Linked DNA regions of Homo sapiens: region 2 is linked to region 1. A link is a contact called in ENCODE Hi-C or POLR2A ChIA-PET data. All regions are on one chromosome and are shown on one strand. The core of a region is the stretch at or near the end of the contact, and the rest is flanking DNA. Distances in the headings are between cores, read along the strand shown. Region 1 holds the start of FRMD6 (FERM domain containing 6). Region 2 holds the start of GNPNAT1 (glucosamine-phosphate N-acetyltransferase 1).

What was found. A loop is a pair of places that touch in the nucleus more often than their neighbours do. ChIA-PET counts read pairs that join two places held with the same protein, here RNA polymerase II (POLR2A). Pooled maps may share reads with other maps.
Region 2: a loop to region 1 is called in a map of CD8-positive, alpha-beta T cell, with 11 times the contacts of the local background. The contact joins the promoter of GNPNAT1 here to the promoter of FRMD6 in region 1. A Hi-C loop is called at or near these places in 5 of 168 maps with a recorded cell type or tissue (CD4-positive, alpha-beta T cell, CD8-positive, alpha-beta T cell and naive thymus-derived CD4-positive, alpha-beta T cell) and 11 of 50 pooled maps. POLR2A ChIA-PET finds 5 or more read pairs at or near these places in 1 of 52 experiments (naive thymus-derived CD4-positive, alpha-beta T cell).

Annotation. Positions count from the first base shown.
Region 1 is chr14:51,650,650-51,656,580 of GRCh38, forward strand. It overlaps FRMD6 (FERM domain containing 6), which reads left to right and starts at 1,261. Exons shown (of 14, transcript NM_001267046.2): 1 at 1,261-1,347. FRMD6-AS1 (FRMD6 antisense RNA 1) reads right to left here and starts at 1,095. Exons shown (of 1, transcript NR_037676.1): 1 at 1-1,095. RefSeq lists an enhancer at 264-882 and silencers at 855-924, 1,055-1,504, 1,715-1,804, 1,815-1,874, 1,885-2,034.
Region 2 is chr14:52,788,931-52,795,364 of GRCh38, forward strand. GNPNAT1 (glucosamine-phosphate N-acetyltransferase 1) reads right to left here and starts at 2,677. Exons shown (of 6, transcript NM_198066.4): 1 at 2,498-2,677. It overlaps LOC105370500 (a long non-coding RNA gene), which reads left to right and starts at 2,858. Exons shown (of 3, transcript XR_943867.3): 1 at 2,858-3,396. RefSeq lists enhancers at 1,904-1,993, 2,074-2,163, 2,271-2,784, 2,785-3,299 and silencers at 2,474-2,553, 2,654-2,873.

The DNA of each region.
Region 1 (5,931 bases), core at 11-2,510:
CTCCCAAAGTGCTGGGATTACAGGCGTGAGCCACCGCGGAGCAGGGCAGTTTTAAAGTTGACTTCTGAGAGCATCAGATTTTGGATAGTGTCCTTTCTCAGGTCCTGTTTCCTTGTCTCCTCATCCCATTTTAAAAGCCAGACACATAAACCCCGGCACTCCTTTAGCGAAGGGCTCAGTGAGGGCGTTTTTGCCACCCGTGGCCAGGGGTCATTGGGTCAGCAAAGTCAGAGGAAACCTAGAAAGGCAGAAGCCCAGGAGGTTGACGCCCTGCGGGTCTAGGGGCCAGGTGCTGGGTGTCTCTCCTTTCGTGTGCGGTTCCCAGCAGCAGGTCCTGGTGGGCGCAGACTGACCGGAGAGGTGTGGCTCGCCCCCTCCCCAGACCCCGAGGTGGCAATGAAACCTCCATCTCCTGGCTTGATTCCTTGTGCTATAAAAAATCTTCCACTGGCCCTTTGCATCTCTCGCCCTCCATCCCCCAAAGCCACTATCGGGAGGGGACAAAAATAATTTCTGAGGGGCCATGGGCACTAAAACCACAGCAGACAGAGGCTGTGTCTACCTGAGGAACTGGAGAGGTAGAATTAGAGGGGGAGGCTGGGCATCCTCGGCGGCGCCCCCTCCATCCAGCGTGAAACCCACGAGGCGCGGCGTCTCGAGTGGCGGGCGGGCAGGGGGCTGCAGGATTCACGAAGCCACCTCCGCCGGGGACCGCCTTCTCTCGGAGTGGCCTCCCCTCCGGCGTTCCGCTTTAGTAAGACGACACTCAGGCCAAACAGCCGCCCCCGGCCAGCCCGACTCGGCTCTGGAGGGAGCGCCCCGAGGGAGTCCAGCCGGAGGCGGAGAAGGCCACTCGGCCAGAAGGTGGGGAGCCGCCGGCGTCCCCTCGCACCTCCGTCTCCACAGCAGGGGGAAAGGCCCTGATCGCCGTGGTCCACACCACCGCGTCCACCTGAGGCTCGCCTCGCTTCCTGGGTCCCTAGAGGGGTGGCGTACTCCGCTTTCTCCTGCCCCCAAGTGGCCGCACCCCTCCGCGGGACGCTTGGTTGGGTCCAGGGCGGGGCGGGCGGGCGCTCCCCGTACTGCCGCGAGCTCAGCGCGCAGCTCCCGCGGCTCGGCTGCCGCCGCGGCCAGTTGGGGCGGGTCGGGGGCGGGGTCTCAGGGGGCGGGGATTCGGGGGGGCGGGTCGGGTCGGGAGGCGTGGGTGGGGGGCGGGGCGGACGCGGAGCGCCCCTCTGGCTGGCGGGGCCAAGGGGCTGAGAGGAGTGGGGCAGGCTCGGCGCCGGTAGGAAGAGTCAGAGGGGTGACCAGAGAGCCCAACGCCTGGTGCTCAAGACTTTCTCCGAGGTATGAACAAGAACCAGGCGTCTGGGCCCTTTCCGCTCGCCCCATCGCTCAGCCGCCGCGCCCCGGACGCCCGCTGTGCCCCCTGCCGGCGGGGCGGCGGCGGGACTGGGTTTCGGGAGGGTTTCTGGAAGTCGCGAGTCCCAGCGAAGGCAGTGCACCGCTCTCCGCCTCTTTCTTCGCCTTCTTCTCGCTCCCTTAGCTCTGGGTGTCGGGCACCGGTGGTAAGGTCGCTTCTCCGTGAGTCGGAGGTCGCTCACTCTGGGACGGGCGGACGAGGCCCTAGGGCAGCCGAGCCCGGCAGCGGGGGAGGCGTGGAGCTCGGGGCGGCTTCAGCGGCGGGGGCGGGAGGCTGGTCCTGGCTGCAGACTGCGCGCCTGGGCTCCGTGCGCGGTCCCTGGTTCTCTGCATCGCGGAGGTCCCCGGATCACAGGGCTCCCTGGCGGGCCCCGGCACCCAGGTCTGTGTCGCTGTGGCTGGGCGCCGGGACTAGCACCCGAGTCCCGCGCTCCCGGGGGCTGCGCCGTGCCGCCTGTTGTGCGCGCGCAGAGGCCGGACAGCCCGGCTGCGGGAAGGGACCCGAGCGCAGGGTCTGCCCCGCGTCCCGGAAAGTGCCTAGTCTGCGGAGCCGGAGGTTGAGCTGGGGCAGATCGGCGCCAGACGGGGGCCTGGGTGAGATACGAGTTGGGGGTGCGGCCTGCAGAATTTGGGTTTCTGGAGGAGCTTACGGCGCGCTGGCGGAGCCCCAGGCGAACAGGAGCACCGGATTCGGCTCCGGGAGGGCCAGGCACTGTCAGGTATGGACAGCTGCGGTCCACCCGTGTAAGTGTAAAGTCTACAGAGATTAAAACAACACCTCGAGTCCTGGGACAGCATAACCTAATGGTGCGGGCGTTTTCTTAAAGGCACGAATAGATGGGAAAATGTCAAAATAAGCATATTTTAAAGTTGAAAGCTGGCAGATTTTCAGGCCGTGTAGTTGTGTAGCTAGTGTCCAAAGAAATATTAGCTCGTTTTCCCCCTTAACACCTTTTCATTTTTATTTTTTTACGCAAAATCTGTTTTGCCAGTATTTCCCTCAGGAGCTGTGCATTGCTCACAGCAGGGAAGGAAAACTTCAGCAAGCGTTCTCAGGTTGCTTCTGACTTCCAGCCTGTGCTCTCCAGCATTTCTGAATGTGGAGAAAAAGTATCTCTTGCTGGATTTTCCGAGTATGATTCCCTTCTGTTCTTCTCTGGGACCGGGCAATGTTTGTTTATGGGTTTTATAAGCATCTATTTAAATTTAGTTTTTGCACGAAATACTCCCTCTTGCCACAGGGTGTAGTTTGGGGTTTAGAAAATGCTGTTGGAGAAAGCTGCTAGTGGCTTCATTTTCCAAGAATGTAAGTCATTTCCTTTCTGTGATTTCAGGGAGTTGATATTTCACAGCATCAAAACTTTGTGGGGAAAATTTTCCGTAATACATCTGTCATTAAAAAGGCTTGTGACTTTTGGGTTTCCTTCTTAGAGCAGTGCATGAATTTAGGTTCAGCAGTGTTAAAGGATGAGAAATTTTTTTTTAGAATTTAGAGCATTATGAGACTATTGTAGAAATTTTAACTACCAGGACCTACAGGATGGAGAGTGGGGGAGGGGAGAAGACCAGAAGAGAGGCAGGAAAACAGATGCCTTTGCTGATGTCCTTTGTAGTATAAAACTTAACAGCACCACAGCACCTAATCATTTTCTCAGGTGTGGCTTTGAGAAATAAACGTTTTATGTTAAAAATGAAAATACTTCACAATATGAGACAGCTGGCATTTGAATACTTTTCCCAGTATGTTTGTAAACATTTTGGATTCATATTTCATATTAAAATGGACATTTAGTAGGATTATTAGATGAAAAGGGTCCCCCAGGGGATATCTAATATCAAATTATCTGCAGGACATCTTCTCCAGAAAGCAGACTGACTGTAATATGAACTAATTTTCCCCCCTTTGAGTTGCTTGCAAGAATCTCTGAGATCTGACACTGATGGGCTACAGTAATCAGCAGTTCTTGCAGTACTCAAGACATTTTAAGGGGCAGGAAATCTTTCCTATTTCCAGTATCTCCTTTTTGGGGGCAACAAGGGTAAGCTGCTAGTTTTAAGTACATAATTTGAACTTAGAGATTTAAGATGCTCCTGGCTGTACAGGAAAACGCCTGAAAACAGCATGGGCCTGGATGAAGACGCTGCTTTTGAAAGCAAAATGCCAGTGTGCTAGGTAGCGGTTTTTAGTTACAAATTCTTAAAAAAAATTGTTACTGAACTAGGTTAGCTGAATTGGGGGGGGGGTCTTTTTGTAGTTTTTGGATTTTGTTTCCACATTTAACTATACTTATAAAGCTTTTGGCTTTCTGAACTTATGATGTAATAGACTGCGTAGCCTTTTGTGGCAGATGCTTGGAATGAAAGTTTCAAACATAATTGTTTTTGACTGAGCTGTCAGGTTCAGAGTTGAGTGTAAATGAGTCCTGTCTCACAACTAACTTTTTTGATAAAGGAATTCTTTGTAGTTTTCGATTTGGATGTTGCACATTTTGATTTCTAAAGTTGTGGGTTTTTTTTTTTTTAAGAAAAATAAAACCTGCAAACAATTATTTTATTACATGAAAGCCAGTACCAAGAAAAGATTAATTCAGTCCAGATGTAAAAATGTATGTGAATTTTAGATTTGGATGATCTCAACAAGTTTTCCCTTTTGTGGATGGGACTGCCTGGATCCCAGATGGCATTCACAAATTATCCCTTAGGTAGTTTTCTGAGTTGAGAATGAGATTTCTTGGGCTTTCCCTAAAATCATTTTAATATTAAGTCTTCTAAAGGATAGAAAGTTTTTTGCATTTGTACATTTTTGCATTTTTCTGTTCATTAATACAAACCTCATAAATGCCCTAGTTTGGTAGATGAAGCATATTTCTTTCATAAGTGGGAAAACAGGAGGTATTCAGTTTGTGTATCCTTATGGGTAAAGCATAGAAATTTTGGCTCTCATTTTTGCAATTTCAACTTTCTTCTTTTAAAGTAAAAAAAAAAAAAAAAGTTTTAAGTGTGTTTACAATCCTCAATAGAATCCTACTGTAACACAGTTTGTGGATTCAGGTATAGCAATTGGTCCTTGTTTGATGATCCCCTACCTCCTCCCCACCCCCAACGAGGAAAAACAAACACAGTTTATTAAAAAGTCAGTATGTTTTTAAACGTGTACTCCCAGTACTAGAGTTATAAAGGCTGTTTGTTGCACACATTAAAATTATGTATTTTTAGAAAGTCTTTGTATGATTATATCATTACACATTTTGGGAGTGTGTTTATGTCGTGATTGTGTATAAAACAATGGAGAGTTAGGAGAGGGGAATGGGAAAGATTTAGTGAAGGAGTTTTATGAGTAGTGAAATTTCAGTTATAATGTATGTTCCCCAAAACCCAAACAGGAAAAATGTTATCGTTGGTCTCTGTGGTTAAACTTTTATACAGAGGGTAGTTGAGAGGGCTTTCTGAATTGCACATTATCCTGAGGAAGAGGCTTTGGGGGCCTTTAAAAGTAAGTAGAAACAAGTTAAAGGGATAATTTGAGAGGAACGAGGAAGTGGAATACTGGACATTGAATTGCAAGGAAAAAGTTAGAAGGATAAGTATTTAAAACAAGGCTGAAGTAGAGAGAACTTACTGTTTAGAAGTGTAGATTAAAGAATAAGGTATTTTTAGCTGAGAAAAAAGGATCAGAATGATTAGAATCAAGGTGCCCTATAAGATCTGTATACAAACTTGAAATAGGACTGCTAATTGATAGTTATCCTGGAAATTTTGCCTGTCTTTGTGTTGAATCACTAGTTTGGTGTTAAATAATGTGCAGGGACTGGATGCTTATAACTGTATCCCGTACACTCCAAAAGCCACTTCCCATTTCAAAGACTGGAAACATTTTTTGTTTAAGTGCTAATGATTCTACAAATATTTAATTAGTCCCCCAACATTTGAGGAAACTACTAATGTCTACTTCCCATGCTGTGGGACCAGAGGGGGCTCTACAGCAGTAATGGCTGAAGTTATTATGAAGTTTTAGGTAGAAACAAGCAATCTGTGCTTCTCATTACTTTATGCGATTTAGTGATGTAATTACTTCTGATGCAAGTTTGTGTATGATCACTTTTTGTATATATCAAATGGAACAGAGCAGTCATGCAGTATATATACCATATTGATCAAAGATGAATTACAGAACACTGAGAAGGGGAAAGAAATCATTGATCTCTCAGCTGATTGTATTGCTTCAAGTCAAGAAGAGAAAAATGTGCTGAAACAAATTCACAGATGAACCAAATACAGTCGCAAGGAGAAGGCAGTGTTTTCCTGGAGCTTCCTTGGAGTGGTCTGTAGCATAGCATTTTCTTTTCTTTTTTTTTTTTCTGAGGCGGAGTCTCGCCCTGTCGCCCAGGCTGGAGTGCAATGGCCTGATCTCAGCTCACTGCAGCCTCCACCTCCCGGGTCCAAATGATTCTCCTGCCTCAGCCTCCCGAGTAGCTGGGATTATAGGTGCCTGCCACCACGCCCATCTAA
Region 2 (6,434 bases), core at 1,427-3,926, 1.1 Mb after region 1:
TTTTCCACGAATGATCATAAAAATAAATAATATTGGCTAACACTTATTGAAAACTTTCTATATGTTAACTCTTAAAAATACAATGAACGATGTATCATTATTATCCCAATTTTACAGATAAGGAAGCAGGCACAGTAACTTGCTCAAGGTTAGAGTGCCAATAAGAACAGAGTGAGGATTCAAAATGAGGCAACAGGGCCAGCTTCAGAAGCCCCTGACCTGTGCCGTTACACAGGGCCCTGCACTTAAGTTTGATACCCTGCTGCCACTGTTTTGAAGTTCTTAATTTTTTAACAAGGAACCCTGCATTTTAATTTGGATTACCACAGATTACGTAGCCAGTCCTGCTAGGTAGTATGACTTCAGACTCTGCTCTTAACCATTACACTGAAGATGCACTAGAGTAGATAAATTCCCTATCTTACTGTTGTACAAGGGTTAAAAATTAAGTCATAAGCAGCACTTAGAACCTACATTTGGAAAATGGGAATCAGACTAGTCAAAATACATTAAACAAAGCATTACAGATTGAAATAAGAATCTATTAACCAGGCAATCAGAAATTAACATCAAAAATTTTTTTATGAGCTATTCTACAAAACAGAGCCATACTGAAGGCCCACTTTAGCTCACTCTGTCCTCAAACCGTAAAATTCTGCTGGTGCCCAACTAAGGTACTGGGCAAAGTGAAGCAAGATATGACTTGAAACCTGGTTCCAAGGGGGTTTAGAACATAATTAAATAAGTAATTTTATATAAATAATCTTTTAGCATCTTCAGGTGCCCAGATATTGCAAAACTAGGAAATTTCTGCGAATAAAATTGCACAGTTGTGTGAAGCGGAATCTCATCATATCATTAGGTTCTTTAAAGTTTTTAGATGAACTTTAAACACTAATCCTCCTTAAGTATTCCTCAGAACCTTTTCTGATTAACTGCTAAATTAGCAGGCGTTTAGAAGACCCGTTTAAGCCTAACCCTAGCCCAATAATGCCTAGTGAATGAATAACGAATAAGACTTACCTGTAGGTCACATTTCAGAAAATCCAGAAGGACAAAAAAAAAAAAAAAAAAAAAAATTCCCAAACTGCCACAATATCGCGGAAAGCATACACCAAATTCATTTTTACTAGTCATCACATCAGTTGAATATTTTTTCACTCAATTGAATATTTTTTAAACAAAACTTCAACTATTTGGCGTCTGAGCCTCTGTATCAGGTTGGAATACGAATGGGGAGAGAGGCTGCTGCTAGAAGCAACCAACGGAGAGCAACAAGTAATAGACACCGGAGATGAAGATTTTAAAAGTCGATCTACAAATTTTAAAAAATACAATCTAAGGCCAAATCTAAACCAGCCTATGTATTTCTCAAGAGCTCCTGGGGAACCTTCTAAGTACAGGTGAATGGGGGAGGGGCGGACTTCGGATTCCTTTATATTCATTTTATAACAATTTCGATAACAAGAATCCATTCTGAATCTATTCCGTTAAAGATTTTTAACACACCTGGCCATATTTATTAAATTGTGTAACTGCATGAATGTTCAAAAGTATTTTCTGATAGTTTGACCTTTACAATCTAGGCGTTATTCCCAGTCTACCGATGAGGAAGCTGGAGCACCTGGAACTCCCAAGACTTGCCCCTTAGGTAACACAGCAAGTAAGTGACTTGGGGCTAGAATCCTCGTTTTCGCATCTTGAGCTCGATTACCATCCTCAACAGACCCCAATCTTTACATCATCATACCATACAGCTAGCGCTCTCTCCCCTATTTAGCAAATCCTGCCTAAATTAATTTCTTAAGATCCATTCTAGGATTCGTTCATGAGGGATTATCCTAACAAAACGAATCCTATAATCGCCCGTTCAATTTTGTATGAAAATTTTAAATTAGTTTGGCTTACATAAACATCAGCTCCCGCAACAGAAATCACAGTACAGTACTCGGTATTTCTAGGGGTAGGAGCCTAGGAAAAAGAGACAAAGAATGTCCCTCTGTACCCTGGGGAAAGCGCCGACCTACTCGGTGCGGAGGTGGTCTTCGGAGCAGCTGCCTCAATGGCTCCGACCACCGTGGGATGCGCCCGGGAATGGGAGAAGAGAAGGGGCCTGGGACGTTCGTGCCCATTCAAAACCGATGGCTGCAGAGAGCGCGACCAACTGTCTCATTTCCCACGCCAAAGTCTGGGGAGCGAAGTTCCGACCCCAGTCCCAGTTCCAGCCCTGCCAGGCCAAGACCAGCGTATGGCCGGACCGCTGGCCATCATCCTTAACCTCTGCTCCAGGCGCGCGTGCGTTCAACTTCCTGGGAACCGCGCTCCACACCATGTGCACCCAGCTGGCGAGGATTAACGCCCAGCTCCTCCACACAACACCCCCGGGGGCCTGGCCGGGGCACCAGACACACCTGTTAGATAAACCTGAGGGCAGGCCCGCCCCAGCCCCCAGGACACACGGTCCTGCTCTCGCGCCCCGGCCCCGGTCCCTCCTCACCCGTAGAGGCCCTGCGGTCGGCGCTCCTAGCCAGGCGCGTCGGACTCTCCCCCACCAGTGTGCACAGCACCGGATCCGGATCCGGCTTCAGCGCCAGCCCCACCTCCTCCTCCACCGCCCGCGCCACAGTTGGGAACCGCGGCCCAGACGTGGCAGCGCCAACGCCTCCACCTCGCCTCTGCCCCCTCACGCAGGGCCGCGCGCAGGCGAGCGGAGGCGGAGGCCAAGGCGCCACCCGCCCAGGCCCGGAGAGCGAGGGGCGGGGCCCGGAGAGCGGGGGCGGGACCAGGAGGGCGAGGGGCGGGGCTCGGAGAGCGGGGGCGGGACCAGGAGGGCGAGGGGCGGGGCCTGAGGCTCGAGTCGCGGCGCCTGGGGCGGTGGCCGCCGGACCAAAGCTGGCCTCTCCCGGCTCCTCCTCCTCGCTCCCCAAGGCCTTTCCCACCGCGTCATTGTCTCGGTTTATCTGCAGATACGTCTACCTAGCAGTCAGCCCAGCAGCGTAAGTGGTGACCAGTGTGGGCCTCTTTGATCCTGAGACCGAAGGCTCGGCCACTGGCCCTCTCCATTTGTTCCTTGTTGCCCTCCCTTCATGATTCAATCCATTAATTAGGACTTTTCCTACCAGCTGGCAGTTCAGAGCTCCGCATCCCCAGGCCTCTGAGTCACAGTTCCTGCCTTCATGAAACTAGGAGTTGGGGCCACTGCATTCTACTCCTTCGGGACTATTGTTTCATTTCTCAGTCCCTCAAACCCTTTATTGGATGAACATGGGGTTAGGACAGCGGTTCTCCACTGCAACAGTTTTGCCTCCCAGGAGACATTTGGCAATGTATGAATCATTTTCAGCCTCTCATCTGGGGTGAGATGTCATTGGAATCTACAGATGGTGGAGGGCACAGGTGAGTAGAGGCCGGGAATACTGCTTCACGCCTTACAGTGCGCAGGACAGCGCCGCACAACAAAGAATTACCTGGCCTGAAATGTCTGGAGTGCTGAGGTTTAGAAACCTTTCGTTAGGAGAAGAAAAGTGACTTTTTTCAGAGCCCCATTTCTGAAGTGTCTTACCTAAGTAGCACTTTGTCCCTATTTTAACAGATGAGGAAACAGAGGTTCAGAGATGTTACATAATTTACAAAAGTCTCATAGCTAGTAGCTCCCCTTCCTTGCCTTGTACCATAATTTTCAATTTATTGAAATCGCAAAGTATTTTATTCTTAAGCAATAGTATTCAAAGAACCCCATAGATCATATACCAGAAATCATATTTTTTGCTCATTTGTGAGATTTAAATTTCAGTTAACTCCTTTACTGATTTATGCTTTCTCAGAACTTCAAACATCAGTGAGTTGATGGCATCCATATCTCTGTTTTTATCTCTGTTTTTACACCCATACATACAAAAGAATATATAGGGCATGAGCAGAATGTGGTGGTATGCATCCGTAGTCCCAGCTACTCCAGAGGCTGAGGCAGGAGGATCACTTGAGCCCACAAGGTTGAATCCAGCCTGGACAATAGAGCAAGACCCTGTCTCTAAAAAAAAAAAAAAAAAAAAAAAGAATATGTAAGGCATAAATAAAATAAACACTCATGGCTGGGCGTAGTGGCTCACACCTGTAATTCCAACATTTTGGGAGGCCTAAGCAAGTGGATCTCTTGAGCCCAGGAGTTTGAGACCAGTCTGTGCAACATGGTAAAAACCTGTCTCTACAAAAAAAAATACTGAAAATTAGGCAGGCATGGTGGCATGTGCCTGTAGTCCCATCTACTCAGGAGGCTGAGGTAGGAGGATAACCTGAGCCCGGGAGGCAGAGGCTGCTGTGAGCCATGATTGCAAGACTGCACTCCAGTCTGGGCCACAGAGCAAGACCCTGTCTCAAAACAAACAAAAATTTAAAAAAATGCTTATGTACACACCACTAATCTTAAGCATATGGCCCTCCCCGTTTTTCTTATCAGACTTCTGGTCAAATGTTTTCAGTGAGTTTATCCTGTACAACAAACTGCTGTATGTTTTATAAATTAGCAAAAAGTGAAACATAAGCAATTCTAAAATCACAGAACACAAGGCTTGTAAGAGGTACCCCCAGAGATCTCATACTTTCCACATATACTCCTCCTTACCCACATTGGGCCATAAGAACCCAATTTCTCCTTAATAGACAAGGTCGATTACTCTGGCCAGTACAGTTAACCCCTTTCTTTGCCTGTAGGTTCACTTGGCAATGAGGAGCCCAAGATAACCAGGAGACAGTCTCAACTTCTGGTTTAATGGAACCATTGGTATGTCCTTTGGTTGATTTTTATTTATTTTTCTAGATTCTTAGAAGAAATGCTGCATTCACCATTATTCTTTTTTTTTTTTTTTTTTTTTTTTTTTTTTTGAGAGGGAGTCTTACTCTGTAGCCCAGGCTGGAGTGCAGTGGTGTGATCTCAGCTCACTGCAACCTCCACCTCCTGGGTTCCAATTAAGCAATTCTCCTGCCTCAGCCTCTTGAGTAGCTGGAATTACAGGTGCGCACTACCACACCCAGCTAATTTTTGTATTTTTAGTAGAGATGGGGTTTCACCATGTTGGCCAGGCTGGTCTTGAACTCCTGACCTTGTGATCCACCCACCTGGGCCTCCCAAAGTGCTAAGATTACAGGTGTGAGCCACCGCGTCTGACCAACAACAATATTCTCATTGGCACAAATAAGGCTATTACGTGGATAAACATAGATGTCAGTGATTGAGTTGAGAAGTGATTCAGGAACGTTGGCCTGAATGAGAAGTTTAAGAATACCTTGGCCGGGTACCATGGTTAACACCTGTAATCCCAGCACTTTGGGAGGCCAAGGCGGGCAGATCACGAGGTCAGGAGTTCAAGACCAGCCTGGCCAACATAGTGAAACTCTGTCTCTCAGAAAAAATACAAAAATTAGCTGGTGTGCTGGCACATGCCTGTAGTCCCAGCTACTCGGGAGGCTGAGACAGGAGAATCACTTGAAACCTGGGAGGCAGAGATTGCAGTGAGCCGAGATTGTGCCATTGCACTCCAGCCTGGGCAACAGCGAGACTCCATCCCCCCCCAAAAAAGAATACCTTAGCCAATTTATTTCATTTATATTTTCCTCTTAATGTTTGCACAGGAATTAGATATAACAATCCATGTCTAATTAAGTATAGAAGAGTTGTTTCACTAGGTATTACAAGTTCCAAGTGATAAGATATTATAATTTTAAATTAGCCACATTGTTTCTTTCTTAGTGGTATATAAATTAATGGCGTGTCATACAATGGATGTGTCTAAGATTGGATGAAATATGGTACAGGCCAGGCACGGTGGCTCACGCCTGTACCATTCCAGCACTTTGGGAGGCTGAGGTGGGTGGATCATGAGGTCAAGAGATCGAGACCATCCTGGCCAACATGGTAAAATCCTGTCTCTACTAAAAATGCAAAAATTAGCTGGGCGTAGTGGCACACGCCTGTAGTCCCAGCTACTCAGGAGGCTGAGGCAGGAGAATTACTGGAACCCAGGAGGTGGAGGTTTAAGTGAGCCGAGATTGCACCACTGCACTCCAGCCTGGCAACAGAGCGAGACTCTGTCTCAAAAAAAAAAAAAAGGTAATATGGTACATACTTAATATGGTCTTAAAGTTATAATTCTCTGTTATGGTTTTAATGTCCCCTCCAAAACTCACATTGAGATTTAATTGCCATGGTACAGTATTAAGAGGGTGAGGCCCTTAAGGGGTGATTAGGTCATGAGAGCTCTTCCCTCACATAATATGGATTAATGCTGTTACCGTGGGAGTGGTTTCCTGATAAAATGGATGAGTTCAGCTCCTCCCTGTCTTTCTTTCTCTTACACTACTCCTTCCATGTGATGCCTTCAGCCATGGGGTGACCCTCAACAGATACTGGTACTATGCTCTTGCACTTCCCAGCCTCC